Linked DNA regions of Homo sapiens: region 2 is linked to region 1. A link is a loop called in an ENCODE intact Hi-C map of the cell type or tissue named here. Cell type or tissue: HCT116. All regions are shown on one strand. Links, peaks and the distances in the headings refer to the core of each region. The heading gives the core; the rest is flanking DNA.

Evidence for each region. Peaks named below come from ENCODE experiments on the same cell type or tissue, not always from the same donor. Only the 100,000 strongest peaks of a DNase experiment are listed, where the experiment ranks them.
Region 2: it touches region 1 in a loop (7-fold over the local background); 14 of 110 quality-filtered maps call a loop at or near these places.

The regions. Positions count from the first base shown.
Region 1 is chr3:138,925,750-138,941,195 of GRCh38, reverse strand. It overlaps LINC01391 (long intergenic non-protein coding RNA 1391), which reads left to right. Exons shown (of 3, transcript NR_121649.1): 3 at 2,760-6,007. Among named protein-coding and RNA genes, the nearest start is that of LINC01391, 11 kb to the left of the region's middle. RefSeq lists an enhancer at 4,655-4,949. In HCT116, for the core only: a CTCF peak has its summit at 4,822 (motif pointing left); DNase peaks (open chromatin) are centred at 4,803 and 5,185; H3K4me3 peaks cover 1,417 bases; H3K27ac peaks cover 1,240 bases.
Region 2 is chr3:139,103,575-139,119,020 of GRCh38, reverse strand. BPESC1 (blepharophimosis, epicanthus inversus and ptosis candidate 1) reads right to left here and starts at 14,836. Exons shown (of 3, transcript NR_026783.3): 1 at 12,600-14,836; 2 at 9,716-9,809. In HCT116, for the core only: CTCF peaks have their summits at 5,371 and 7,005 (motif pointing left); DNase peaks (open chromatin) are centred at 5,340 and 7,020; H3K4me3 peaks cover 631 bases; H3K27ac peaks cover 827 bases.

The sequences.
Region 1 (15,446 bases), core at 811-8,810:
CGTCAGGCCTACCACCACTGTGTGGCAGCCCCTACTTCTTGGAGTAGACTGTGGGACCCATAGAAAAGATGGGGAAAGGATGGGACTAAGAGCCCCATGCCTTCGGGACAACCAGGAATTAAGGATTCTTAAAACCGAGCAGTCTTAGCAACTTTCCACTTTCTGGAGAGAGGACTCCCAGCTGTCATAAAAAGAGTGTCTTGGGTCTAGGAACCCAAAATTACATTACATTTGAGGAATCTCAGGTCCTAAGAAGAGAAGAGACCAACCAGAGGTCTTCCAGGTATCTGTGAGGCAAATGGCCTCCGAAATTTTTAAAGGAGACTTGACAGCAGCTGAGCCTAGCTGCCACTGATGCTCAAGGGAGCTGCGTAGTAAGGGAGAGCCTCCCAGGAGTAGTAAGGGAGAGCCTCCCAGGAGAAGAAGGAAGCACAGTCTGAGCTGTGCCTTTTGCCTTTTTTGTTTGTTTCTGTACCACAGAAACTGCTGCTGCACAGGCTGTTTGCCGCACAGGCTTGGTGCTGAGCTGTGAAAAGCATGTTCTGGGATCTTGTCACTTCGCGGAGGTGGCCTGTGCAGCATGAGGCAAAGACCTGGCCTGTTTAGTCAGGAAGAACTGGGTTGGAGCCTGGTGTCCTCTTTAACAGCTATGTAACCTTGGGCAAAATACCCATTCAAATTTCAGTGTTCTCCTCTATAAAACAGAAATACGTGCGTGTATCAGAATTATTAAAATAATTAAATTTTCTAATTTTTAAGTGCCCAGTTTATAGTAGATGTTCAATAATGTTTTTTCCCTTCCCCTATTAAAAAAAAAAAAGGAAGGAAGGAAGCAAAAAAGGAAAGAAGAAAGGAAGGGGGAAAAAAAACCTTTAGTAATAACTTTCTAGGATTTGACTTCCTAACCCAGCTGGCCACAGGCACCCCCTGCGAGCACCTTCCGGGGCCAGGCGCACGCGATTGCATCCACCCTGCCCTAGCCCCTTGGCCGTGGGAGTGAGGCTCACGCGGTTGCCGTTGCAGCGAACACCCAAGCCCTGAAGGCACAGCTGGTGGGCGCTGAGACCCCGCCCGGGGCTCCTCCAACCTCCCTCTCGCTTCCCCCAAAGCGGTCTTCACACGTTTAGGAGGTTTTCTCTGAGAAAGGCCGTGCTGACCCGCGAAGCGGCACCGACCCAGGGACCTACTCATAGGCTGTCCGGCTGGCGCCTCCAGTCCTCACGCGCCTCCCTCGACTGGTTGATTTTTTCTTTTTTTTTTTTTTTTTCCTTTTCTTTTTCAGAAAAGCAGAAGGTAGCCACCGGGCCAGAGGTTGCAGGGTCAGCCTGTGGGCGAGGCTCCCCTAGGCCTTTGTGGAGAAACGGGAAACCTGAGGGGCAAACGCAGGAAGCGGGTTGGGTCAATTGCGGGCGACCGAGGCGCCGCCAGCGGGTGGGGAGCGAGAGGGGCCAGCAGCCGGGAAGACCCCGGCCTGGAGCGCCTCGTGTCCCCGGGCCTGTTGGCGGCGCTGCAAGCCCAGGTCTTGGGGCGCGAGCTAAGTCCCCCTTGCCAGCTCTAAACAAAATTCGGGGGAGAATGAGTCGGCCAGTCTGGGCACAGGGTGCTCTCGACTGCCGGGCGGCGGGCGGAAGCGCAGGGGCCCTGATCGCCCCCAGAGGTGCTGAGCGCACAGGGCAGTGGCTGCAGAGCCCCGGCGCGAGGCCAACTCGGATCATCCACGTTGGGACCTCAGCCTGCCCGGTTGTCCTTAGTAATAATAATAGTATGAAACCGAGTTTTAAAAAACCTTTCCCCGCATTTTCCTCTATGTACAAGGGAGAACAAGTATTTCTAGGCAGTCAAAGAAAAAAAAAGGGCAGGATCCCAGGAAACTTTAATCTCTATGGACGAGGAGTGAAGGGGAATTCGCCTTTTGCCTTTTTTGTTTGTTTGTTTCTAGAAGAGAAAAAAAGGAAATTCGACACATATTTTTAAAAATCTTCCCCCAACAACCGCTAAAGGCTGTGAGTGTGAGCAGAGAGCCAGGAAACCGAGCCCCCGCCCGCGGTGACACCGGGCCTTTGTCCTCCTTCCTGAAGCCCCCGCGACTGCTGACCGTGCAGAGATAAAGGCCGGGTCAGGGCCCTGTGGAATCCCGAGGGAGGGGCGGCGGGGCCGTCCCATTGGCCCCTTTCAACCCCATGTAGGGGGGTTAGGTGGGCCCAGCTGATCCCCGGAACAGGGGCTACAAGGCCAGGGGCTGTCCCCACCCCCAGGCTCAGACGAGGCACGGATCTGCCTTTCCCCACCCCCCCGAAAGGCTTCTGCCGCTAAATTCCTTGCACCTTGCTCCTACCAGCATTATATTGTCCTACTTAAAGTCTCTGGAGGCGTTAGGGACAGTGGCTCCCCACCGGACCCGATCCCCAGAAATGGAATCGTGCTCAACCTCTGTGGCGACTCTGGTTTTCGCGACCGCTGGGCTCGGTTGGCCGGCCAGATCCGAACCCGTGCATCGCCTGTTCCAGCTGCGCCTCTCAGGGGCGCCTCTGTGCCTTCTCCGGGCCGCGGAGACTCCTCCAGCGCCCGGCCTCGAATTTTCTGCGCAACGCTCTCCTGTCAGCCGCACGGTTCTGCAGAGAAGGCGGGAGAGTGTTTGTGACCCTGCCCTGTAGCTTTCGGTGACTTAAAAACCCAGGTCGCTGTGGAACCCAGTCTCCACGGCATTGCCTTTGCAGGCAGCAGCCTTGGGCTTACACCTGAGGTCGTTTTCTCCACAGACACTTCTGGGTGATGCGAGTGCTGCGCAGCTCAGAACCCTTGGAAGCATGAGAGGAGGACGAGCCCGGCGGCCTGCCGGTGCGGTGATGGAGGGCTCTTCGGTAGCCACACTGCGCGCCTCCCACACACACCTTAACAGTCTTGGGGCCCCGGGCCAGCGCTGCAGCCCAAAGAGACCCTGCAGCCGCATTTTCTCCCAGGCCGTGGCAAACCCTGGCTTCGCCTCCCTTCACCATGGCTTGTGAGGGCAGGAGGCTCCCGGGGGCCGACTTCCCTGACCTGAATGAGTCAGGCACCCTTCTTTATTTTAAGTGGGGGTGTGACCTGAGGAGATAAAGGAAGGACGACAGACCTGGGGAGTGGGGCCCTGCAGCCTCTTGGGCCCGGAGCGCACTCCTTCTCGCTCCCTCCCCTCACCGGCAGGATCGGGGGTCTTGAAACTGGAGCCGCTCACCGGCCGGCGGATGAGAGATAAAGGAGCCCGGCGGCGCCGAAGCGCTGACCAGCAGACCCGGATCCGGACTTTCCCGCGCTCCAGAGCAGCACCCGAAACCCTACTTCCCAGGTGGCACCGACGGCTGAGCAGCTCCTCCGGTGCCATACGGTGTCTCCAGGCACAGACAGTCGTGCTCGCGTGTGTACTGTGCACGCACAAGACTGCAGGATGATGTCCTGTATGAGCCCTGTATTAGCCCCTTTGCTCTCAGCCAGAGGTACACGCATACGTGTGTGCATTTGTCAAGTGTCTAGGGACAGGTGTGCACCTTCACACATACGTGATGTGTATGTGCACACATTTGTAGAACGTTCTAGCATCTATCCTACAGGCACGTACAGGGCTGGCTGCTTCTAATAAGTCATCATTACACCTCGCATTTACACAGGCCTTTTCAGTTCTGGCATGATTTTCAGAATCACCCCGGGAAATACTCTCCTTTCAAAGTTTACAGATGAGGAAACAAGCAAAAAGAATCTAATGGGTACCCGTTTGCACACACTGTGAGAGAGATCGAGGCCAGCCAAAGATCCCGCCCACTGTTGAACTTGGGTGTGTTGGCCGAATGTGCTCATAGATGGGTCTGTTTAGCGCCCCAGGCGACCTCAGGTCCGGCGGGCCTTGGCTCTTCGCCAGGCTTCCTGGGAGACCCACTGCGCCGGGTGTGGGGTCTCAATTCCTGTGCTGATAAGCACTATCTTCTGGAGCTGGGTGACCCTAGTGCCCAGGGCGGGAAGTCGGGAGCTGGCCGGAGTGCCGCTGAGGCGATCCCGGCGGTTCCAAGGCCATGGCTGACCACGCGCAACTGGGTTGCAAAGCCTGGCGGGCCTCGGTCTCTAAAGCAGCCACGCCAGGCAAACGTGCGATGAAAGGATCCTTTCAGCCCACCTACAAACCCAGGAACCCAGGGTTGCTGGAGCAGTGAGGAAATTCCTGCTGTCTCGAATCCCTAGCGCCCTTACGAGACTCGGAGCCCACAATGCCCATTTTACAGAAGTGATTAGTCGGAGGCTAGAGCGGTATAGTGAGTTGCTCAAGTTCAACGCCAGTTGAGTGGCCACAGTCGGGACTGGAATCCCCAATTAAGTGTGTCTGGATCCTTGGTCCACAGTCCCTCTGCCCCCAGCAAGGATCGCTGGTCCCTCTGTCTCCCGCGCGCCCAGGAGCCATCCCGCTACTAGCCTCCGACTTCCCTCGCCAAGAATGCGAAAACTATCATAGCTCTCACCAGCATCATTTAAAAGGTTTCCACATGCTTGGAATCTGTTGCTTGAAAACAAATTCCCTGTGTGCGTTGGCTTTCTAACCCCTCCTAAGGCATCTGGTCCCCCTCCACCCTCTAAGCCCTTGCCGTCGCAGAGTGAGGCTGCCTAAGGGCTGTAGCTTGACCACATCCCGGGGGTGCCCTTGGGCCTCTGCGCCGGGCTCCTGCAGACTGAGGTCGCTGGTCTCTGGGCTCCAAGGCCGCCTCTACCCCGCAGAATCCGGGAGCTGGAAGGGAGCCCGCGGTTTGGCGAGGTCGCCGTTCGGGCTCACGGCCTCGAGGCTGCCCTCTGCTGGCACTGGGCGACATTACCACCGCCTCCCTCGGCGGCTCAGGAGCTGCACCCACGTGAGGGGTTCGCGCAGAGCCAGGCGACCCCATTCTCACTGGGTCCCCAGAGTGGCTGCCGCACCTGCAGCCACTGACGAGACCCTCCCGTATTTCTCAATCCGAGACTTCTCCCCGCAGACACCAGAGGCTCCGGTGCTCGGACCCAGGGACAAGGCAGAGAGCCGGAGCTCTGCGCTGGCAATCCCGCCGCTTTGCGGCGCCCGCCGGGATCCGCGGCCAACCAGGCACGGCCACAGGCGGACGCTGGGGGACTCCGGGGATGGCCCCAGGCTGTGTTCGTCCCCTTTACTCTCCGCCACCATAGCATTGATTGGCGCCCACGGGTCCCGATCTACCTGCCCTCCCCTTTTCAACCTTACTTGATGGTGGCCCAGGCGCTTGGCTGCCTCTGTTTCTTGTAGTGCACTTGTCTCTCCAACCAAATTAAGAGCGCCTCGACGACCGGAAGGGGCTGCTCCCTACCCGCACGGCACAGGCCTAGCTCAGGTTCTGCCGAGACAGAACTGATTCCAGAGGCCCCCATTCTTGCCCTTGAAATAAACTTTAGGCAGTGAGGCGAAGAGACACTTCTGCCTGCTGCATCCATTCTAGACAGGGTGGGGTAAAAATTACTCAGTCATCATATCTATGCATTTCCAGTGCTATGTATTAGGACTTTAACATTTTCACTTTTCCCCTCACAAAGATAATTGAAACTGAAGAAAATTGGGAAAATAAAACATTAAAATGCACAAAAAACACCAACGCGACAATAATCCCATCCCTCCTCCCACAAGGTAACCATGGTTAACATTTCGATGGCATCTTTCCAGTCTTTTATTTATATATTTCAATTAAAATAAGCCTAATTTCCATAATTAACAAATATACATAAAATTTGCAGTTTTGTATCCTGCTTGTTTAAACCTTTCGCCATAGGGTTTTTCTCCATATCTTATTCTTTGAAAAATGATTTTCAATTATTGCTTAATAATCCATCCTTTGGATGAACCATAATTTTGTTATACACCAGCACCAATTATCTGTTTTAGGCCCAGGAAAGTCTCCTTAAGCCACACTCTCTGGATCCGTCTGGATCAGTTAATATATAATCATATAATCAGTAGTTGATCAATAAATGTTGAGCCTTTCTTTTTAATTTTTTGTTGTTGTTGTTCTTTTCTTGTTTGTTTTGAGATGAAGTCTCATTCTGTCGTCCAGCTTGGAGTGCAGTGGCACCAGCTCAGCTCACTGCAACTTCTGCCTCCCAGGTTCAAGCAATTCTCCTGCCTCATCCTCCCGGGTAGCTGGGATTACAGGCGCCCGCCACTACACCTAGCTAATTTTTGTGTTTCTAGTAGAGACGAGGTTTCACTATGTTGGCCAGGCTGGTCTCAAACTCCTAACCTCAAGAGATCTACCCACCTCAGCCTACCAAAGTGTTGGGATTACAGACATGAGCCACTATGCCTGGCCAATGTTGAGTCTTTTGCTAGCCTAACAAAGAGAGTCATGGTCCCATTCTCAGGACACAAAAAATCCACCCAGATATTAGGGACTGCCTTGACCTAGAAGAGGGCCTTCTAGCCCCTGCTGCCAGCCATCTCCCTCTGCTGGAGACCAGTGTAGCTGGGGTGGTGAGAGGGACATCTTGAAAGATGGCAGGAACCAGCAATGTGTCTGAAGAGCTGTCCTAGCCTGCTTCTAGGACCAAAGCCCTGTATCCCCAACTGGCACACAAGATGATGTTTGTGACCTGGGCTACTGTGTACAGTGTCTTGTAATGGTTAGGAGTCAAACATGCCTTCATGTAATCCTGGGTCTTCCCCTTAAAAGCTGTGTGACCTCAGAAAAGCTGCTCAACTTCCCTGAACCTCATTCTAAAAATTGGAATAATAATGCCTACCACATCAAGCTTTTGTAAGTATTCAAACAAATGACACACTTAGCCTAGGGCTGTACAGATAAATTATCAATACACCATAGCTACTGCTTCTTTTGGCTCTGCAGCTGCTATTGCTGTTGTTCTGGCATTAGCTGTGGTCTTGGGGACCACTGCAATTGCCCTCTCCCTCAACTTCTGACCCCATTGCTACTGTTAAACACAAGCTCAAATCCTGGCACTAAGCCGGATCCAGGTCCTCAGGGCTGAAGGAGTCATTTCCAGCATTCTGGTTGGGCTGCTCAGGACCTTCTGACAATCAGGCCTGGGCTTGGGCTGTTTATACTAGAACCGTTAAAACAGGAAAATATGCAAACCCTTCATTCACAAGGATCCGGCTATTGTTGGGTCAGAAATGATATTTTTGTTTCTAGAGTAAAAGGTATATTTGCTGCCTTACACACACACACACACACACACACACACACACACACACACTTTTTTTATTCTTTTGGTTGTGTCTACAGAGCTCAGAAGGCAAAGTAAATGATCTGGTTCATTTGACCAGCTCAAGCAGCCAACCTGGAAAAGTCCCTTTGGCCTGATTGATGTTTACATGTACTCCAACGAGCCTGAACCTCACTGGGCTCTGTTTAGTTCATCCACAGACTAGGCCCTTATCCATCTCCCAGACAAAATGCCTCCAAAATCCATCTCCCAGAAATGATAGGTTGATAGCAACACCACCTCCATCTAGGATGCAGTTAAAGAGGAATTTAATTTTTTAAAAAATTAACCCAACCAGCCTGATCCCAGTAGAATCAACTGCACATCAAAATTTCATGGAAAAAAGTTTTTAAAACACAGATTTCAAGATCATCTTCAAACTAAACAGCTTCTGCCTCTGGAGATGGCGCTTGGCAATCTGTGTGTATCTGTAGTTCCTCCAGGTGATTCTGAAGAAGCCTGTGGAGCCACATTAGGGAATCACTGCAGTTCTCAATTGAATTGAAAACAGGTTTCTCCAGGTGGCCTCCAGAAAATGCAGATTCCAAACAGTCTTCCGTTGGGACCACATGGAATGAGAAAGAGCTTGGGTGTAACTGTGGTGGGGGAAGTGAATACATATTTGTTTTTATGTGCTTTTGATGGGCTGTTGTCTGTGCACACGGCAGGCCTCTTTGGTCACAAGTAACATAAACCCACTAGAGCTGGCTTTAAACCAAACGGGTGGCTGGGGTGGGGGGTGTTTTTATAAGGATTCATGAGTGACCCCTGGAGACCCAGGCAGGGTGGTAGCCAGACTCCCTGAAGGGCTATGCTGCAACAGGAGCTGAGGTGATGGCAAGAACCAACTTTTCCTGCTGCTCTGGTCAGGTCTCTCCTCTGCTCCATTTGAGAGAGGAGCTCCAGCGACAGCTATAATTTCTGAGTGTCAATTCAATCTTCCTGTGTGAGAAAGCTGATTGGTATCCTGGGTCAGGTACTGTCCTGGAGATACACCCCAGTCCTGTCAACTGGAGCTGAGGAAGAGGGTCTGCTGGTAGCTTCTGATGGTCGCTCCTTGTGGGAAGAGGGCAGTCATGGCACTCATGAGAGGCTAAGCAGACACCCCAGGAAGTCATTTGTTTCAGTCTAGCCTGTCCAACCACTCAATCAATAGCTCAAGGATTTTTGATCCTAGCTGCACTACAAAATTGCCTCAGGGGCTTTAAAAACCTATTGTGCCTTGGCTGGGCGCGGTGGCTCACGCCTGTAATCCCAGCACTTTGGGAGGCCGAGGCAGGTGGATCACGAGGTCAGGAGATCGAGACCATCGTGGCTAACACCATGAAACCCCATCTCTACTAAAAATACAAAAAATTAGCCGAGTGTGGTGGTGGGCGCCTGTAGTCCCAGCTACTTGGGAGGCTGAGGCAGGAGAATGGCATGAACCCGGGAGGCAGAGCTTGCAGTGAGCCGAGATCGCGCCACTGCACTCCAGCCTAGGCAACAGAGGGAGACTCCATCTCGAAAAAAAAAAAAAAAAAAAATATTGTGTCTTACCTCCATGTCTTGGGTGTAGCCAGGGTATTGAGATTATTTTTTTAAGCAATGCTGGTGATTCCAATGTACAGCTAAGGTTAAGAACCACAGCCAGGAGCAGTGGCTCATGCCTGTAATCACAGCACTTTGGGAGGCTGAGGCAGGCAGATCACCTGAGGTCAGGAGTTTGAGACCAGCCTAGCCAACATGGTGAAACCCTGTCTCTACTAAATATACAAACATTAGCCGGGCATGGTGGCACATGTCTGTAGTCCCAGATACTCAGAAGGCTGAGACAGGAGAATTGCTTGAACTCGGGGGGCAGAGGTTGTAGTGAGCCGAGATCACACCACTGCACTCCAGCCTGGGCAACAGAGTGAGACTCTGTCCCCCACAAAAAAAGAACCATGGCAATAACTAAATAGGGAACCTACAGCCAATTTAGCCATTTGCTAAAGATATAGCTTCAAAATATCCAATGAAGAGAAAAATTATTAAAATCTAATGGTTTGCACATGGCTTATTTTCATCTAAATTGTACATACCCTAGTCCAAATTTCAAATGCCATGATTATTCACATTTGACATTTTCTAAACTTCTTGACATAAATGTTATGTTAAGTTCCTTTTGTAAAAAACTTGCCTTTCTGGAAATCCTGAGGCACCAGAACATAGGATGGCTCCGCATGGCCTCAGCTGACCCTCAGGCCCCTATAGACCACCAGCCCCTTCTTTTCCAGGGTCTCCAGCTTGCCAGGGTAGTCTCAAAGCCCCCCCAAAAAAACCCGAATTACACTGATCTTGCTTGCCCCTGCCCACAGGCCTGTGCTTCAGGGTTCCCACCCAGGAGCTTCTGACACATTTTCTGGAGGCCAAAGAGGATAAACTCTACCCCTTCAGTCAAGCTGGCAAACACTGATGAAAACTTTGTCCTAGTCCAGGTGTAGTGGCTCATGCCTATAATCCCAGCATTTTGGGAGACTGAGGCAGACAGATCATCTGAGGTCAGGAGTTCAATACCAGCCTGGTCAACATGGTGAAACCTAGTCTCTACTAAAAATGAAAAAAAAAAAAATGGCCAGGCATGGTGGTGCATGCCTGTAGTCCCAGCTACTTGGGAGGCTGAAGCAGGAGAATGGCTTGAGCCTAAGAGGTGGAGGTTGCAGTGAGCCGAGATGGCACCACTGCACTCCAGCCTGGGTGACAGAGCAAGACTCCTCAAAAAAAACAAACAAAACTTTGTCCTAGTGCATGGCAGCCTTGAAGAATATCTTTATTTTGCTTTGTTTCCCTTCCTTATAGTTTTCCCTAAGCAATTAGTCAATCAACAAATAGTTCATAAATAGCTATGATGTGCAAAGCACAAGGTAAAAAAAGAAGGATCACTTCAGAGATCTTGTCACTGGGAGAAATGCAACAGCAACCCCTCTAGGCTTGGCCTTGCATGGATACTAAGGTGCCTATTAAAGGGATCTTTCCTCAGCTGTCTATTCTTTTTAGCTTAACCCAGGGCTAGGACTCAAGCAATTATAGAGGGTGAGGGATGGCAGCAAATAGAAGGGAGCTGTCCTGCCTGGCTGGGTGCAAGAATGAGGGTGGGGTATGAGGGATGCTGCTCTTCCCATGGCTGAATCACCCTGAGAGCTGTTTCCTGCTTCCAGAACCAGAGAGCACAGGCAGCACAAGACAAGACCAAACTGCCTTTTCAAAAGCGGAGAAAGGTGATCAACACAAAGACCAGTGACTGATGGAGGATGTCCAGAGAGTGGGGCTGGGGACAGATACCATGACATTTGAAACTATAGAGAGGGCTTGGAGATCCCAAATGAAGTCTAGGGCTGTGATTTTCAAAGTGTGGAACCCAAATCATCAGCAGCACCTAGGACCTTGTTAGAAATGCAAACTCTCAACCCCACCTCAGCCCCACTGAATCAGCAACTCTAGGGTGGAGCCAGCAGTCTGTCTTACGAAGGCCTCCAGGTGATCCGGATGCAAACTCAAGTTTGAAAACAAATGGTTTACTCTAGGGAAGCCCTCATCCCACACATCCTGCACCTAAAACACATGGCTGGGTGCGGTGGCTCATGCCTGTTATCCCAGCATTTTGAGCGGCAGAAACGGGAGGATAACTTGAGGCCAGGAGTTTGAGACCAGCCTGGGCAACATAACGAGACCACCCCCTCCCCGCCCCCCACCATCTCTACAAAGAATTTAAAAATTAGGCACTGGCCGGGCTTGGTAGCTCATGCCTATAATCCCAACTACTTGGGAGGATCCATGGAGCCCAGTAGTATGAGGCTGCGGAGCTATGATTGTGCCGCTGCACTCCAGCCTGGGCAGCAGCAAGACCTTGTCTCTAAAAAACAAACAAACAAAAAAAGAAACACTTTCAGGCTTTTAGATCCCTGAATGGTTTCCAAGAAGCCAGGCAGGAATTCTGATGTTACCCCAACAAGAATTGTTGCCACTGTCCCCCCAGCCACCAGTCTCCCCTTCCTACTCCCTACTCCCTACCCCTCACCCCCAAACTCCTCTTGCCAGGAATGACTGCTGGCCCAGGCCAGTGACAGAGAGCCAGGAACCTTCTCTAGAGGCTAGGCAACTTGAGCAGAAGCATCCCCCAGAGAGGCTGCCTGGAGTCCTGAAGCTGTTACCAGTTTTTTCTCACAGGCCTTTGGCAGCTGCCCATTTACCTGCCCAGGGTGCTGGGAAATTCCAGTCCCTGAGTTTTGGGGTGGGACTTGGTTGGTTCACTATAGGACAGGAGTGACCAATCAAAAACAGGCTCCAAAGGGGATGAAAGAAGCTAGGCACATGCATCACTTGTTGACTTCGTAGGTGGGGGGTGGGAGGGCTGTATTAGATAGTTTACCCACTGCAGACCTCTCTGGGACTTAGCCATCTGAATGCCAGGATAGTGGTAGTGGGAGACTCAAGGCCAAGTTGCTTCCATCTCCATATTTACTAGCTGGTTCTCAGAGAGTTTTCCCTGGACCGATAGCACCAGCATTCCCTGAAAAAATGCAAATTCTCAACCTCCACTCCACCTGCAAAATCAAAAACTCTGGAGGTGGGGCCCAGGAATTCGCCCTGTAACAAGCTCTCCACGAGATGCGGAGGCTCCCTCACTCAAGTTTGAGGACCACTGACCTTGGGGTGCCCCAACAAACAAAGGATCCAGGCCCCCGCGGGCCGTTGGCCAGGAACTCCGACTTCCCCGCCCCAGTCGCCCGGAGCCCCTCAGTGCCGTGTCTCCGTGTCCCCGCCAAAGATCGCAGGATAGGCAGGCCCGGGGCCGTCGGCGGCAGCCTCGCAGGGAGGAATGGTGGGTGGCCTTGAGATTCCTCTCTGGCTTATTTTGTTCCATTCCGGGAGTAATAATTTGTTTCGTATTGGAATCAAAGGGCCTTTCGTGGCTCTTCCGTTCTATCTCGTCAGCTCTCATGCCCAGTAGGAAGAGGCTCGGCCGCGGTGCGGCGGCTGCTTCGCATTAGGGCGAGCGTGGTCCCCATTAGGCCACCAGCTCCATGCAGAGCTTGTCTCCACTAATGGCACGCATCTGACCGGGCTCTGCGCCGCGACACCCAGGGACCACCCCACGTCCCCCCGCACTGTTACAGATGGCCCCAGAGAAAAGCGGAACTGGGTGGCTGGAGCCAGCCTTGGCAGTCCGAAGAGCTCGTGTCCACTGCCTGGAAGTCACAGCCATGAGTGACTCTGTTTAGTGTCAGACGCTGACCCCAAAAGAGGGCTACAGGCCCTTGTCTCTTCAGGGGAAGTAAATACACAGGCCCTTAGACTTTGGGACCCGGGCCTGCCAAAAGTAACTCCTAAGGAGGAAAGCATGGCAGGGTTTCCCTGAAAGGGTGAGAGGAAAATGGCTGCGTTTTACCTGTCTACCTAGCACCTGTGCCGGAGCCCCTCACAGATGATCAAGGAAACACGGTAGACCTGTTTTTCTCCTGGTTTAGCATCCATTTTACAAACAGTATAGAACATCTAATGAAGAGAATATCAAAAACAAAAAGCCATAGCCAGGCCTCCTGCCTTAATATCCCTTCCAGACAAGGAGGCACTGAAAGCAGCCCCCACCACCCACTGGGGAAGGGGATGGTGTCCTCAGCCCTGGCCAACCAAGGCCGCATGCCTTCCACACACACCTTCTTAAGGGTGACAAAGGATCTGTGCTGTGGACCTGCCAGGGTGTGGAGAAATAGGCAGACCCCTGCAACCACCAGAGCAAAGAATGTTACACAAAAGGCCCCATTGTTCGGGTCAAATTTCACACTTATTTTCTTTGATTTTATTAAATGTTTTATTGCACAAACAATATTGTAGTAATCATGGAAACTCGAAATTCAGATGGAAAGCCAATAACCATCCAACGTCTAACCACTAACAAAGCAATTCTTTTCATTTTTCCATATTGGTACACAATTCCCAGCTGTTTAACAACTGTATGACATATTATATGTCATACATATGTATATGTATAACATATTCAGCCACATGGATGTGGCCCAATTTATTTAATTCCTACATTTAGGATGTTTCCAGGTTGTTCACTACTATCAAAGGGAAACATTGCAATGGGCATTTGGAGATTTGTTTCTTTCCTTTATTTATTGAGGAATGCACATTATTTTAATAACTTTTATGTGATTAAATAGGCAATAGATATTTTTTGCAGGGAATTTGAAAAATTCAGATCATAAAAATCAGCCATAATCCCAAATGCCCTTTTGCTCATTAAGCTTTTCTCACCTCTGGGCTGGGCACAGTGGCTCATACCTATAATCCTAGAGCTTTGGGAGGCCAAGGTGGAAGGATTGCTTGAGGCCAGGAATTCACAAGTAGCCGGGGCAACATAGCAAGACCTGTCTCTACAGAAAAAAAAAAATTAATTAGTCGGGCATGGTGGCACATGCCTGTAGTCCTAGCTATTCAAGAGGATTCCTTGAGCCCAGGAGGTCAAGGCTGCAGTGAGCTATAATCGTGCCACTGTACTCCAGCCTGGGTGACAGAGCAAGACTCTGTCTCTAAAAATAAATAAATAAATAAAGCTTTTCTCACCTCTGAACTCTTACAGCACATGTTCTCTTTACCCCCATGATTTGACTCAGTTGTTTTCATCAGGTCTTACTTTGCGTTTCATGGCTGTTTGTCTTTTCCATACTCCTTAATTGTAATATTATTGAAGGCAAAAACCATGCCTTTTTCATCTGGAAATAACCATGATAGCTAGCTTTTATTTGGTGCCTATTCTATGCCAGCCATGATACATTATCTCACTTAGTTCCCACAAACTATATTTCCTTTTAATATGTAAGGAAAGTGAGACTGAGCAAGATTAAATAACTTGTGCAGGGCCCCCAGCCAGTAAATAGCACAGGGACAGAGGCCAACTCCACATTCTAACTGGGATCTTGCCACTGTAGGGATGTAAAGTAGAACTGTATTAGACAGATGACCTCTAAAATTTCCTGTGATTCATGACAATATTAATCTAGCTGTGGTTTAATAACCTGCTATATCTGCATCAATTACAATACAATACTGTGGGATTTTATTTTAAAAGGAATGTAAATAATGAGGGCTTTATTATCTCACAATAAAGAAGACAGAGATTACTGGCTGTAGGCTATAGGTACAGTCACTCTAAAACTTGGGCACAAGCCCTGCTACTTGTATCTTTTACCTCTGTGGACTGTAACAGACATCACATTCAGAATTTATTTTTCTTTTTTTTTTTTGAGACAGAGTCTCCCTAGAGTAAGACCCAGGCTGGAGTGCATTGGCCAAATATTGGCTCATTGCAAGCTCTGCCTCCTGATTTCAAGCCGTTCTCATGTCTCAGCCTCCCAAGTAGTTGGGATTTTGGGATTACAGGCATATGCCACCATGCCCAGCTAATTTTTCGTGTGTTTGTGTGTGTGTGTGTGTGTGTGTGTGCGCGTGCATTTAGCAGGAATGGGGTTTCACCATGTTGTCCGGGCTGCTCTCGAACTCCTGACTTCAAGTGATCCACCTGCCTTCAGCCTCCCAAAGTGCTGGGATTACAGGTGTGAGCCACTGCACCTGGCCCACATTTAAAATTTAAAAAAAGAAAGAAAGAAAGAAAGAAAAATTCTGATGGGAAAAGGAGCCATTTCTTCCAGACTCTTTCTTAGAAGTCTGATCCACTCTCCCTGAATCCCTCAGTAGAGTTCCCTATTCATCTCATGGGCCAGGACTGAGTCTGTTACATGCTGGTTCCTAAACCAACTGTTGGCAAAAGAATGAGACCACCATGGCTGACTCAGATAACTGGGATCTGCCTAAGAGTAGAGGCCAAGGTCTCTATGATTTTGTTGTTGTTGTCGCATACTCTGCTTATGTAATTTTTTTTCTTTTTTGAGACAGGGTCTCACTCTGTTGCCCAGGCTGGAAGGCAGTGGCACAATCATAGCTCGCTGCAGCCTCGAACTTCTGAGCTCAAGCGATCCTCCTGCCTTGGCCCCCCAAAGTGCTAGGACTACAGATGTGAGCCACTGCACATGGCCCTATGTAATATTTGAGTTACTTATATCCTTGAACAAAATCAGAGTTCCCTGACAAGGAAGAGAGGATGAAATGGCTGATAGGGAGACAGATAATACTATAATCTTAAAATAAAAAAAAGTACCAGCTGGGCACAGTGGCTCATGCCT
Region 2 (15,446 bases), core at 3,199-11,198, 180 kb before region 1:
GGATGGAGTCTGAACTCCTTAGTCTTGCTCACAAGCCTGGCCTGTAACCTGCGAGGCTAAGAACCTGCCTCTCTGTGCTGCCTCCCACTGCCTCCATCCACGACTCAAGGTTCCAATCACACTGAACACTTGCAGGGCCTTGACTGGGCCATATTCTGTCTTAATTTGGGACCTCTGCAAAGGACACATAGACACTTAGACACACACAACTTCACCAGGTACTATCCTGATGTCTCCTCAAATGTCCTTCCCTGAACCCCTGGGTTGCACTAGATGTCTCCCTTCTATGTGTTCCAGGGTTCCCCATGCTACCATACCCTTTCTCCGTGAGTTGAGCTCACAGAGGTAGAAACAGATGACGAGATGACTGGTGGGCTGTGCTGGTCTCTGCCAGATGAGGACACAATCAAGCCTTTGGTCAAAGACATGCCATCTGTGTGACCAGGCCTGTCTTCACTGGGCTCAGAGAACCAAAGAAACTGGGCTGGTCTAGGCAGCCAGACTGCAGGGCTCCTTGCTCCATAGAGATGCCACGACTAAAGCTTCTCCCCACTCCTCAGCGCCTCCCTTTCTACCTGGAGGACCCAGCCAGTTCCCACAAGGGTGTAACCAGAGCCTGCAGGTTCCTGCAGGAACTCTACTAGATGAACAGTTACTGACAGGAAAGGCTTGAGAACATTCTGGAAAGAAGACATTCCTGGTCTAGAAATCCTATGTACTGTTAACTCTCTCTGGGAAGAAGAAAGGGCTGCGGGTCATGCCAACACCCAGGAGTCTCCTTTGGACATCCCATTAATAGAGTGGGGCTCCCTAGGAATGCATTTGCTGCTCTGCTGATCCAGAGGGATATTCCACCAAACCACCCACCCCATCCACCCCCAAGACAGCAGCCCCAGTCCAGGGGACCTTACAGTGTGCATGCCCCTGTGAGTGGTTCTTCCTCCTGACCCATGAGTATGGCTCAGCTCTGTGCTGGGCAGGGGGAAGCCAGCATGCTGGGTTTTTGTCTGCAGGAGAAATCTCCCCACTGCCCACCCATGGTCCACAAACAAGAGGCTCCTAAGCTTTCCAATGACCAGGATGGAGAGACGTCAGTTAGTCTCTGTGACGGTTTATTTTATGTGTCAACTTGGCTGGGCCATGGTACTCAGATCTTTAGTCAAACATGTCTGCTTGTTGCTGTGAAGGTATTTTTAGAATGATGTTAACATTTAAATCACTAGACTTTGAATCAAACAAATTACCTTCCCCGATGTGAATGGGTCTCATCCAATCAGTTGAAGGCCTTAGACTGACATCCCCCAAGGAGGAGAAAATCTGCCAGCAGACTGCCTTCAGACTCAACTGAAACATCACCTCCTCCCTGGGTCTTTAGCCTGCAGCCTACTTGCTCTCTCTTGTCTGTCTCTCTCTCTCCCCCTGTGTGTATGTGTATACACATACACACACACACACACACACACACACACAGTCATGCATTGCTTAACAACAGGGATACTTCTAAAGAAATGCATCATTAGGCAATTTTATCATTGTGTGAACAGCATCGAGTGTACTTATACAAACCTAGATTGTATAGCCTGCATGGTGTATCAGACATCTAGGCAATGTGGTATAGCCTATTGCTCCTAGCTACAAACCTGTATAGCATGTTACTACACTGAATACTGTAGGCAATTGTAATGCAACAGTAAGAATTTATGTATCTAAACATAGAAAAGGTACAGTAAAAATACCCTATAAAAGATTTAAAATGTTTGCTTACCCTGAACAGAGCCTGCAGGACTGGAAGTTGCTCTGGGTGAGTCAGTGTGTGGGTGGTGAGTTAATGTGAAAGGCTAGAATATTACTGTACACTATTGTACACTTTATAAACACTGTACACTTAGGCTATACTAAATTTATTTTTTAAACTGTTCACTCTTCAATAATAAGTTACCCTTAGCTTACTGTAACTTTTTTACTTCATAAACTTTTCAATTTTTTAACTTTTTGACGCTTTTGTAATAACACTTAGATTGGGCTGGGCGCAGTGGCTCAAGCCTGTAATCCCAACACTTTGGGAGGCCGAGGCAGGTGGATCATGAGGTCAGGAGTTCAAGACCAGCCTGTCCAAGATGGTAAAACCTCATCTCTACTAAAAATACAAAAAAATTAGCCAGGCATGGTGGCGGGTGCCTGTAATCCCAGCTACTCGGGAAGCTGAGGCAGAGAATTGCTTGAACCTGGGAGGCAGAGGTTGCAGTAAGCCGAGACCACACCACTGCACTCCAGCCTTGGTGACAGATCGAGACTCCATCTCAAAAAACTGTGTATATTATATATAATGTAAAATAGCCTCAAGCAGGTCCTTCAGGAGGAATTCCAGAAGAAGGCATTGTTAATGTAGGAGATGACAGCTCCATGCATGTTACTGCCCCTGAAGACCTTCCAGTGGGACAAGATGTGGAGGTGGAAGACAGTGATATTGGTGACTCTAACCTTTTGCGTGTGTTCGTGTCTTAGTTTTTAACAAAATAGATTAAAAGGTTAAAAAAATTAAAAACAGAAAAAGGCTTACAAAATAAGAATATAAAGATAGAAAATATTTTTGCATCGCTGCACAGTATGTGTGTCTATGTATATTTATATATATTTATATATTATATATATTATTTTTTTCTATTTATATATTATATAAATATATATATTTATATATTATATATATTATATTATATTATATTATATTTAACATTTAATATATTATATTATATATAATATATAATATATTATATATATTTATATAATATATTATATATTATATATTTATATTATATATTATATATTATATATTTATATTATATATTATATATTATATATTATATATATTTATATAATATATAAATATAGAAAATATATAATATTATAAAATATATTATATATTTATAATATATAATATATTTATAATATATAAATATATAATATTTTATATATGATATATAAATAATATATATTTATAATATATATTTATAATATATATTATATATTTATAATATATAATATATATTTATAATATATATTTATAATATATAATATATATTTATAATATATATTTATAATATATAATATATATTTATAATATATATTTATAATATATAATATATATTTATAATATATATTTATAATATATAATATATATACAATATATATTTATAATATATATACAATATATATTTATAATATATACTATATATTTATAATATATATACAATATATATTTATAATATATAAATATACAATATATATTTATAATATATAATATACATTGTATATTTATAATATATAAATATATAATATATATTTGTAATATATATTTATACATTATTTATATAATATATTATATATATTATATACAATATATATAATATATTATATTATATATAATTATTATATATAATTATTATATATAATTATTATATATATTATATTATATATATTATAAATATATATATTTTTTATTTTATATATTTTTATATTTAATATATATTTATATATATTTAATAAATATATAAATATATAAAATATATATATTATAAATATATATTTTATATTTTTTATATATTTAATATATATATTAAAATACATATATTTTTTAATTTCTATAATATATATTATATAATATATTATATAAAATATAAATATAATATATATATTATAAAATATATAATTATATAATTATAATATAATATATATAATATATAATATATTATATATAAATTATATGTAATATATAATTTATATATATTTATATATATAAATTATATACATTATATGTATTATATAATTTATATTATATATATTATATCTATAATATATATAATATATTAATATATTATATTATATATAATTCATATATATAATATACATAATATAATATATTAATATATTATATTATGTATATTATATATATAAATTATATATAAATATATTATATTTATATATTATAGAAATATAAATTACATATATATTATATAAATTATATATTATATAAATTATATATTATATAAATTATATATTATATATAAATATAAATATATAAATATAAATATATAAAAATTATATATTTATATTTAAATATACATAAAAATATAATATTTTTATATATAAAATATAAAAAAATATTAAAATATATAATATATAATATATAAATATATATTATATATTTATTATATATTTATATATTATTTATATAATATATTATATATATTATATAAATTATGTATATTATATAAATTATATATTATATATAAATATAAATATATAAATATAAATATACAAAAATTATATATTTATATTTAAATATATATAAATATATATATTTTTTAAAAAAATAAATAAAATATATAAATATAAATATATATTATATATATTTATATTATATATAATTTATATTATATATATTATAATGTATATTATAATATAATATATAATATATTATATATTTATATATTATAATATATTATATATTATATATAATATATTATATTGTATAATATATAATATACTATAATATATATTTTTATATATTATATAATTTGTTTTATATATTATATATAAATTATATATTTAAATATAATTAAATATATTATATATATTATATATTATATATAAATTTCATATATAATATATAATTTGTATATATTATATAATTTGTTTATGCCAGTGTCACCACAGACACACAAGTAATGCATTGTGCTTCGACATTATGATGGCTACAGCATCACTAGGCAATAGGAATCTTTCACCTCCGTTATAATCTTATGGGACCAGCATCCTATATGCAGTCCACCATTGACTGAAACATCATTACGCAGCACATCACTGTGTGTGACACACACACACACACACACACACACATTCTATTGACGCTATTGTTCTGGAGAGCCCTAATACAATTTCTCTCCCTGTTCTGGATTCTACCTTGGCCACCCTTTCCTAAGGTGCATGGGTGCATAAACACACACAGATGATACCCACCCAGAAGTAAACTTTAGGTCTTTATTCACCCACAGACACCTGTGGTAAGTCCAGATGATACATACAGTTGGAAATGGGTACAAGGTCCTGGACAAGGTGACCTCATGCCAGTCCTCCCTCAGACTAATTTACAGATGGCAGCCTCCCTGACGGCAGGCAGGTGGGGTAAGTGCTCTGCCACCTACTGAGTGCATATTCTTGGACATGCAACTTGACTTCTCTGAGCCTTAGCTTTTTCTTCTGGAAAATGGGGATAATAATACTATATGTGTCACTGGATTATTAGAAGAATGAAAGGAGATAGAGTGCCTAACGCAGCTCATCGCTACTCCCAACAGGACAGTTCCAGTAATTCAATGTTATTCCCTCTTATGGTACACACCCATGTCCACACTGTCCAATCTATAAACAAAAAGACTGTTAAACAGGGCTTACGGTTCGCTTCACAGAGGCCTCAGGAGAAGTCTCCATGCTTGCTTTTAAATCAACTCTTTGTTCCCACACAGACTGACCACCGTTATCTCCTTTGACTCTCACTGCATCATGCAGTAGCAGGTGGCTAACCCCATGCACCAGGAAGGAAAGTGAAGCACAGGCACAGCCCATGACACACTTTGTGTGAGATGAGCTGGAACCTGCAGCTCCTGGCTCCAACTCCTAAGAACTCCTCTACTCAGCAGGGCTCTGCAGGTTCCCACTGGGTCCACTTGTGCAGAAGGGATTGTGAGGCCGCCCATGCCAGAGGCAGCTCCCTGCACCCTCAGGAAAGGCTTCCTTACCTCTAACCCAGACCTTCCTGGTCTGCTCAGCCTGCTTCTTTGGACTTAACTGGAGCTGCCACCCTTAACCACATCTATTCCATGTCTCTGTTCTTGTATTCTCCCAAATATCCAGAGCCCAGTTTCTTTCCTTTCTTCTCTCTTAAGATTTATTCTCCAAGCTTCAGCCTTACAAATCTGCCCTAGCCAGAATCTTCTGGGGACACAATAAAAACACAAACAGTTCTTCACTTGAGGCTTTCTCTTGGCAACCATGTGTAAAGACTCCCAAACAACAGATAAAATAAGTTAATCTGGTATTTAGGACATTGTCTGAACATGGAACTGGACCAACTGGAGAGGCAGGGTGTGTCCAGAAGGACACAGGCAGGGTGTGTCCAGAAGGTGGTCAAGAACCTGCCTTCTACTCTTCTCTCTGCTACTACCCAGGTGGGCTTGGGCAACTCATTTTGCCTATTTGTGCTTCAATGTCTCCAGTTATGAAATAAATGAGTGAGTTGGATAGAGTTGGATAATTTCTAACGTCCTAAATATCTAGGATTCTCTGACATACTGGTTCATCCTCATATATAAGTTATCACTTACATAAGGAAGAAATCTATATCATGGGTGTTACTCTTGTCCCAAGCCTCTGGCAGACATCACTGGTTGACAACAGCATTCTTTCCTTCTAAGACAGACCCAGCCTCAGAAGCTTTCTCTACAGAGCACTCCAGTAGCTACTACCAATCAACCAGTACAAATAAATACAACTATTTGTATTAGAAACATTCAAGACCCTAAAAGCTTGTCCTCATCAGGATCCTCCAATACTGCCCCACCCAGGTGTGGGGCCTGCTGGGGCTCTGCAGTGTCTCTGAGGCTGGATTTCAGGACTCACTCGTCTCCCACAGATGTCTGGACCATCAGGCAAGCTGGACCTGTCCTGGTCACTCCATAACTCCCTGGCATCTGGTGCCCACAACCCAGGACCCACAGAAGCCTTGGAAGATGTCTCAGAAGCAGAAACTTCTGTCCTAAGGAAAAATTCCAGAGAAGTGGAGGCACAAAGTGTGGGCCAGGGCATTGCCAGACCCACCCCAGGGCTGCCCAACACACACACGCACACCACACCCACGCTCTCTGTCCAGCTCAGGTATTCACGCGTGCACACACACACACACCCGGAGAAGAGCTCCGGGGTGAAAACGTCCTGCAACAGTGCCATCTAGTGGGAGCCGGGGTCTGTCCTGCCCTCACAGGTTTCCTCCGCGAGCCCCAGGGAGATGGTCTTAAGATCCAGAGATGTGAAAGTTGTGGCTGCTTCTTGTGAAGAAAAATACAAAATAAGCAATAACGGGAGACTCTGTCTACCTTGGGATGTCTCACTGCCCCCCTCAATTCGCACCTGTACACAAGGCTAACTGGCCCAACCACCACCATCCCTCTATCTACAACACATCCCCAAATCCCTGCTCTCTGCCTTCAGCCCTGTGAAATTCTGGCCCCCTGGGGTCCTGCTACAGCCCCTTCTACCCCAGCATATGGTCTCTGACTCAGTCACACATTTCCAGGAAACATGGGGAGGACTCTAGCCAGATTCTAGCTCAGCTATTCCCCAGTTTTGTAGTTTCCTACATCCGAACCTCAGTTTACTCTTCTGTGAAATGGGAGAATGTCTTTGTGACTAGGTTGCTGTGAAGATTAAACAGCCTTTTCCAGAAGGTCTCTGGCTGTGATGCCTGAAAAATCCCAGCAGCACCAAGGAGGTTCACAGCTCTAAGATGGTCAGGAAGGCTATTTGCTAGAGGCCAGGATAGTTCTCAACCCTACAGGGGATGGAAAACCCAGACAGTCCCTCTCCCTCAACACTGGGAACTCTGCCCCATCCCTCTTACATGGGTGGGGTAAGACCACATCCTTTTAAATAATTAAATACAACATAGGATCCCAAGCAGGAGAACCCCTCCTTGCCTTTTAGAGACTATGGGAAGATCTGTCAGAGCTTAATGCTTTCAGGCTGGGCGCAGTGGCTCACACCTGTAATCCCAGCACTTTGGAAGGCCAAGGCAGGAGGATCACTTTGAGCTCAGGAGCTTGAGACCAGCCTGGGCAACATGGCAAAACCTCATCTCTACAAAAAAAATTCAAGCTGGGCATGGTGATGCACACCTGTATTTCCAGCTACTTAGGAGGGTGAGGTGGGAGAATCACTTGAGCCCAGGAAGTGGAGGTTGCAGTGAGTTGAGATCGTGCCACTGCACTCCAGCCTGGGTGACAGAGTGAGATCCTATCTCAAAAAAAAAAAAGGAAAAAAAGAACTTAATGCTTTCAGGTTCAAATGTTTCCAGCCAGTGTAACAGAGCAGAAATACTATCACTGATCATGGCAGAGGACTTTAAGAGGAGGAAGAGCATTACTAATCCCTCCTCAGCAAAGGAGACTTTTCCCAGGGGTCTGGGAGACTAGCTGTACACAGAGGGCTTCTGTAAGGAAGCCAAGGGACAAGGAGGCCCTGGAAGCCAGGAGGCTGCTGTGGCTGAACAGGAGGAGATGGAACAGTGTTGCTGATTCTGCAGCCTGAGGATGATGACACCCCAGGCTCCAGAATACAGTGTCCAGCCACGCTGCCTGCTTGCAGAGGAAATGAAACCCTGCCCATTCTTCATACCTGTAGGAAGGGGAAGAAGCCTTAGGTGGTGCTCCTAAATGGCCTGTGTTGCTAGGGAAGGACCGCTGGATACTGAAGCAACCACGTCCAAACTCAACTTCAACGCTCATTCATTCGCTGCATGGGTGGGGGCCCAGAACACAAGCAGCTTCTCAAAAGGAAGCTTCGTGGCTAGGCAAAAGCTGAAAGACACCTCCTGAAAGTGAAAACGTAACCAGCAAATCTAATAAAGTCGGCCCCAGTGAGAAACCTGCAAAGCAACCAAGATGACATGAACAGCAACAGCCAGGCCCTTCCTGCGCCGGGGGCAGGTGCCAACAGCATCAAAGTCCTGTGGGCCAAGGGCCAAGAGCATCAGAATCTGGCAGAAGAGACAATTCCTCTCTAGACTTGGCAGATCCAGTCTCCCAGTGTGAACCTGCCTTTTGGCCTGAGAGCCAGCAGCCCCAGCCTACAGATACAGTGTCCTTGCCTCTACCTGAACTTAATTCAAACCATTCTGCTCAACCCTAATTTGGAGCTTTTATTAGGTTTTAAGTTACACTATATATGGCACAATAGAAATATTTTTTCAGTGTTAAATTGGAAACATACCACAAGAGGATTTTTTAAAGCCTTTTACAACATTGTAGACTGAAATGTCTTCAACTCTCCAACCAAAATCTAACCAAGGTAACCTTCACAGGAAAAACTTTGATATCAAGAGAGGTATGTATCCTCTGGAATGTGCTTTTCTTCCTCTTTTCCAAAAGCAGTCAACAATATTCCTCTAATCAGTCTGCGGTGTGTTAGCATTGAAAGTAGGCATACTCTGGGGGTATTCCCAGGAGAAATAATGGCAGATATAGGCAGAATAAAATCACCATGCCCCCTGGCCTTTCAAATGAACATGTCCATCACCACCATCTGTCATATAAAGTGAGGCCTGGAGAGCAGGTCGTGCTCCGAATGGATCAGGCTAGGGTTCCTTGCTTGCCTCACACTTGAAGCACTCTGTACAGGAGACCATTTCCGTGGCAAGAGAGGGGCTAGAGACCAGGACACAGATGGTCTAAGCTCCAGGTGGCCCAGAAGTGCTTATGCTAAGAAATGCTTGGGCTGCCCCGCTAAGAGCAGCTCCTCCACCTAGCACTCCTCACACTCTTAGATGAGGAGCTCCGGGAGCTCATTTGCATCCTGGCTGTAGCCCTGCTGAACATCATAAGGACAGCCTGTTGAAGGACACAGACTCAGGCATATGACCTGGCACATGGCAGAGTCCAATACCTACCTTTGACATTTTGGACCCAACTTGGAATTTTTGAATGATTATAGTTGTCTTTTGAAGAAAATCAAGGCAATGAATAAGCGGCAGCTGATAAATGCTGGGAGAAAGAAACATGACAATCATGAGAATATGCCTATATTTGACCCATACAGAGCAAACTAATTTCCTTTAATTATACCAAGAAACCCTGAACTCTAAAGCCAGAGCATCACTCTCCAAGGTTGCTCTTCACCCCTGTGATCTGACCCTTTTCTCAAGGGCAGAGCAGCTGGCCAACTTGATGCCACTGATACCACAATAGAGGCACTGCAAGCACAGGTCCAGGAGGACAAATGGCCCCTCTGGAGAACTGGGACAGGGTGGGTTCATTCCTCAGTGCACTGGGTAGGATGGGGCTGTGTTTGCTACCAACCCCATAAGCCAACTGGTCAAGTGACAAATGCTGAACAGAATAAAAACAATCTGGCCCCTCCAAGCACGGGGCCTGAGGTTGCACAGGCACCTCTGAGAGGTCCCATTTGAGGATGTGCCCAGCCCACAGCTCTGCCCATGACCCCTCTAATCCTGGGGCTTCCCATATGCCACAGTCAGCACTGGGTCTGGTCCCTGCTCACTGCTGTGGGTATGGATCTTGGTGCTGTGGGAGGCTCCTGTGGGGCTATGGAAACTACACCCTCATGGAATGGCAAGGGATGTGCACAAGCCATGGGCCCGAATGCTGTATCATTTGGACACACATTCCAGGAGGAATTCCAAGCAGAAAAAGGCTTTGGGCTGGGAAAGGCATAAAGAGCTCCCAGAAAGACAGGCCTAGAGTTGGGCCTTGACTGATGGGCAGAAAAGGGAACGTATTTAAGGCAAATGGTATCCGGCCACTGCTAAGACATGGAGATGGGGATGACACAGTGTGTTCAGCAACAGCCACTGTGGGACAAGGCTTGCCCTTGGAGAGGAGCAGGAATAAGTAAAATTTCATCCTCCCAACTTCACTCCCTGGTGTGTCTCCATCACTGAGAGTCCCTTGAGGGTTATCTTCAGATCTAAATGCCACCTGGCAGAGAGAGCAGGCTGGGCTGCTGGAGGAGTGCTGAACCTCCCCTCCTGGCCCAGGCTGAAGGCTTTCACAGCGACTGAAGACTTGGGAGAAGCCGGCTAGTCCCACTGCCCTCTCCCCCACAATCTCGGGTGGCTGCTTCTCCCATTGATAACTCCCTGAGATCAGGTTCGCTCTGCCCTGCTTCCAGACGTAGGGGTCAGAGTGAGCCCTGGGCCTTGGGCACAGCCCCCAGATGCTGAGCAGGTTGAAACCAGACTGGGGCCCAGCCCCCTGCCTGCCCTCGGCCTTGGGAATATCACTGCCCAGGATGGAAACCCAGGGAGCCCCACTGCATTAGAAGGCGGGGGATGGAGCAGTTCAGACCCCTAATGTCAGGAAAAAGTGCTGGTCTGGCTTTCACCTGACCCCTACAAGAGGAAAAGGCCAAAGGTCTGAAGTGGCCCATGGCAGGCACAGCAGCCCCCCAGCTTCTGGGATCTGCCGGGCCTCAGTCTCTTGCTACAGCACCAGTCTCCCTTAACCAGACTCAAGCGGCATATCTGTTAACCCAGCTCACACCCCTCCACTCAGTCCCTCCTACCTCCTTCTCTATCAGCAGAAAGGGGCACCTGGGAGCTCATCTGGGGCTGCCGCACATGCTGGGTTCTCAGCCCACCTCCTCCACCTTGCTCTGCCCTAGGCAGGCGCTGCCAGACCCCACTGCATGGAGCGAAGGACAAGAGCGCAAGGGCCCAGTCCCACTCAGCTCATAGCCCCCAGTGACCAGCACAGGACACTAGGAAGGAACCATGAGCCAGATGAGACCAAACCAGCTCCTGCCCCCAAAAAAACCTATCTGGGGAAGCTGTTGCTCCTTTGTGTACATAATGAAGGATGAGCAGATTCCCACTGCCCAGGACAGCACTGGCTTATACCTGTTATCTCTGTCAAATTCACTCTCAAAAGGATTCTACTTGAGATGCTAAATTATGTGGTTACCCTGTTTTACCACTTGCAAGGCTAGCGAGTGCTCAACACAGGATTAGAACCCAGTTCTAATTAGAACCCAGGCTTCAAAGCTCAGGTCCTACCCACTTAGATGTGATGACTAGCAAAGGCTTGAGGGAGGAAGATGGGAAGCAATCTGGGTGGTGCTTCCATAAAGAGGAGCCTACAGGCAGCACAGACAAGAACAGGAAAAATGCTAGAAAATCTCCTATGGCCTGTCACATGGCCACAGGCTGACAGATGAGCAGGAGAAGAAAGAGCCTAAAGGGCAGAGGAACAGTGCTGCAGAGGTGGCAAGCAGCCTGACCCTCAGGGCCGGGAGAGACAGCCTTAAAGACTCTGCCAGTGATCCCTGGCTAAATGCTAAGATGAGAAGAGATGTATTTTCAAGTAATGGTCTGTTGTCTAATGTCTGTTCACGTTGGCATGAACGAAGAGGTTTGATCTCTGGTTAGAAGCTGGCTATCTAGGACAGCAATCAAAGCCGGACATGACAAGTGCTTAAAAAGACGCTGGGTGGGTGGAGGACGACCCATTCTTCCTCTGGAGCACCATGGACATCTGCTGGGCAGGTCATAGGCAGGCCAGGGTGAAATGTGCAGCCTGGAGACTCGGGGAGGCCTGCAGTGGGGCATGCCACTGCACCAGGAGTTTAGGCATTAGCCCCTGCAGCTTGCAGTGCTGGACCCCATAGTAAACTGTGAGGGCTCCCAGGGCAGGGGCACCATGTGGGCAGAGCCCGGGGCACAGGCTGGAGGTCTTGGCCTGAGAGGGAGTGTCACAAAGCCCAAAGAGGCCCCTAAGCCATCTTTCCTGCCCCACTCTGCCTCCATCTCATCTTACCTTAGCTCCTCTGAAAGGTCCTCTGAAATCCCACTGCTAAGTGGCATCAGGATCCCCTAAATTTAATTAGAAGCCCCTGTTATACAGTATCATAGACTCTGCAATATTCTTTTAGCCAAGGAATTTTATCACCATTTATAAATAGAAATGTGTTTGTTTGCTTATTAACTGATTGTCCCCACTATACTGGAAGTTCCAAAGGGCAAGGACTGTGGCTGTTTTATCCAGCAACATATCTCCAGTATCTAGCACACAAAATAAATGTTTGCAGAGAGGCTGAAAGCATGAAGACATGACTGAAATTCCACCATTAGACATTGTTCCTTAGGTTCTTTCACTTATTCAGGCAACCCACCTTTATTGAGCACCCTACTATATGCCAGTTGGGAAAAATAAGATTTAAAACAAAAATTCTTCTAAGATACAAATAAAATGCCCACAGGAGAGTTCACCTCTAAGATACTACCAGTTACATTAGTGGGAATTTGTTTGGTCAGCTGCATTCCAGAGGGATAGCTGGTTCAGAGGAGGGCTTGGAGAGGAAGAACCCTGGCAGAAGAAAGAGAGGATTCTGCATGCGGGGACATGGAAGAGGAAGACAAGCCCGAATGTGGCTCTGGGCAAAGGTGAGAATCTGGGGGCTCGGGGAGTAAACAGGAGGTGCCAAGAGGCTGGGCAGGGGCACACGAAGGGAGGGACCACACAGGGAAGATCCACCTCACCATTACCTAACATCACCTCCAGGACAAGCCCTGCATTACATATTTTCTACACATCAGCCCAATCAATCCTCATAGCCACACCAAGAGGTAAGCAGTGTTATGTCATCTCACAGAGGGGCAGCTGTGGCCGGAGGAACTGAGTGACCTGTCAGAGAACACAGGTGACTTGGATTCAAACACAGGCCTGTTGACACTCAGCCCTTTCCCAGCCCGGGGCTGCTTCCAGGGCAGCCTCCATCCAGACTCTGTGTGGGGACCTTCATGTCAGTAATTACAGGCTACAGCACAGCTTCCGACGCTGGTTTTAGGAAAGTGTGCTTGGCTTTCACCACAGAGAGCAGGAGGGAGCCACCACCTCCCGGGCTAATCTCACCAGTCAAGGCCTCGGGCCTTGCTTCACAATCAAAAGACCTTGAGAATAAAGGGGCAAGGGTGAAGAAAGTAAATAGTACACACACTCTTCACCAATTGCTCTTCCCAGCTTGGGATGGTGGTCAGTGCTGGTCACTAGCCATATCAAAACCAAAGGGCCGGAGGTGGGGGAAGACCCCAACGTGAAGGGCAGAGCCTAGAGGCCCCATTGGTCAGAGAGGGAAGGTTGCTGGGAGGAACTGTGCATAGCAAAAAAAAAAAAAAAAAAAAAAAAAACTCTTTCCCTCCACTCTCTCCACAGAACTCTTGCCCCTCTCAACCCCATCGGTCACACATAAGCAGCTGTGGTGGCAGGGGCAGCAGCAGGACAAGGTAGCTCTCCATTGTCCTGCCTGTCTCCAGACAAGAGTGTTTGTTGAGAATGGGCAGAAAGGCCAGGCCCCAGCTCCCAGAGGGGCTATCAGGATGTGGGGACAGCAGAGGGGATGCTCAGAGAAGCTGGAGCTCAAAGAAATCAACCCAAGGACTGAGCAGCATGGCCAGATCCCATGTTTTGGGATCCCTGCTAGGGAAGCCAAGGCCACACAAGGAAGAGATTTTGTTCCAGCCACAGAGTGAGGAGGGGAGCTCTGGAGCAGGGCCCTCAGGCCTGGATACCTCCACACAGTCCTGCAAATCGTGTTTCTCGTTGTCTGATGGTATCCCAAGCCCACTCCCTCCAAATCCACTGGGTAGAAAAGGGATAAAGAAGGTATGCAAAGGATATGGGGGGCTTGAGTAGCCCCAAGGATGTGTCTCTCCCTCACTCCCAAGATTTGTGATTTGATCTCTTCCTCCCATATTCCATGGATGTGGTCATGGACCGGAAGCTGAGTTCCTAGTCCCACCCACCCTTTCTCAGTCACTGACAGAGAACAAATGGGAGTCCAGAGGAGGGGTGGAGAGAACCCAGGTGCTTGCAGTATGCAGACCTGCATTTAAATTCAGGCTCCATACCTGCTGGCGCTCTGCCCTTAAGTCACCTTGGCTGTTTCCTCTTCTGTAAAACAGGGGACAGTAAAAGCAACTGCTTCAAAGGACTGCGAAAGGACCCAACAGGCCACGTGCCACGAGCACACAGCAACGTGTTCCTCTTCTTCCTTTCTGTGAAGAAACTCCCCTTCCCACCCACCCACCCATGCAGTCCCTTAGCTTTCAGCAAACACCTCTACAGATTCTTCCATCAGTCACAACTTGGCTTCAGCATATAATATCAAGATCCAATAACAATAACAAAAAGAATCCAACACAAGCACATCTTTGATGAGCCCCTCTGTGGGTCAAGTCATACAAGGGGTGTGAGGATGCTAATAATCTGGTTGGGGAGACCACAGCATCAGCGGGCATATAGCAGACCCTTCAGAAAACTGACCAATGGCTCACATAGCCAGTTGACAGTCACTCTTATCCTCATTCTCCTGTTTTCACAATAGGCTGTCACACCCAGAGAACGTGGGGCAGAGAGACTTTAACGGACTTGCTTGAGGTCACCACAGCAGGCTGGTGCCAGAGATCAGGGCAGAGTGGGTTTATTAACAGACTTATCCCTGGCTTGGAGATCAAAATGGCTTGAATTCTCATCAAAAAGGCTGTGTGACCTTGAGCAGGATACTTAACCTCTCTGAACATCAGTTTCTTCTGCAAAATGAGGTGACACCTTTGTCCCAGAATAGAAGTGAGGTCAAGTGTGGTGTGAGGCACTTGGAGGGGCTTA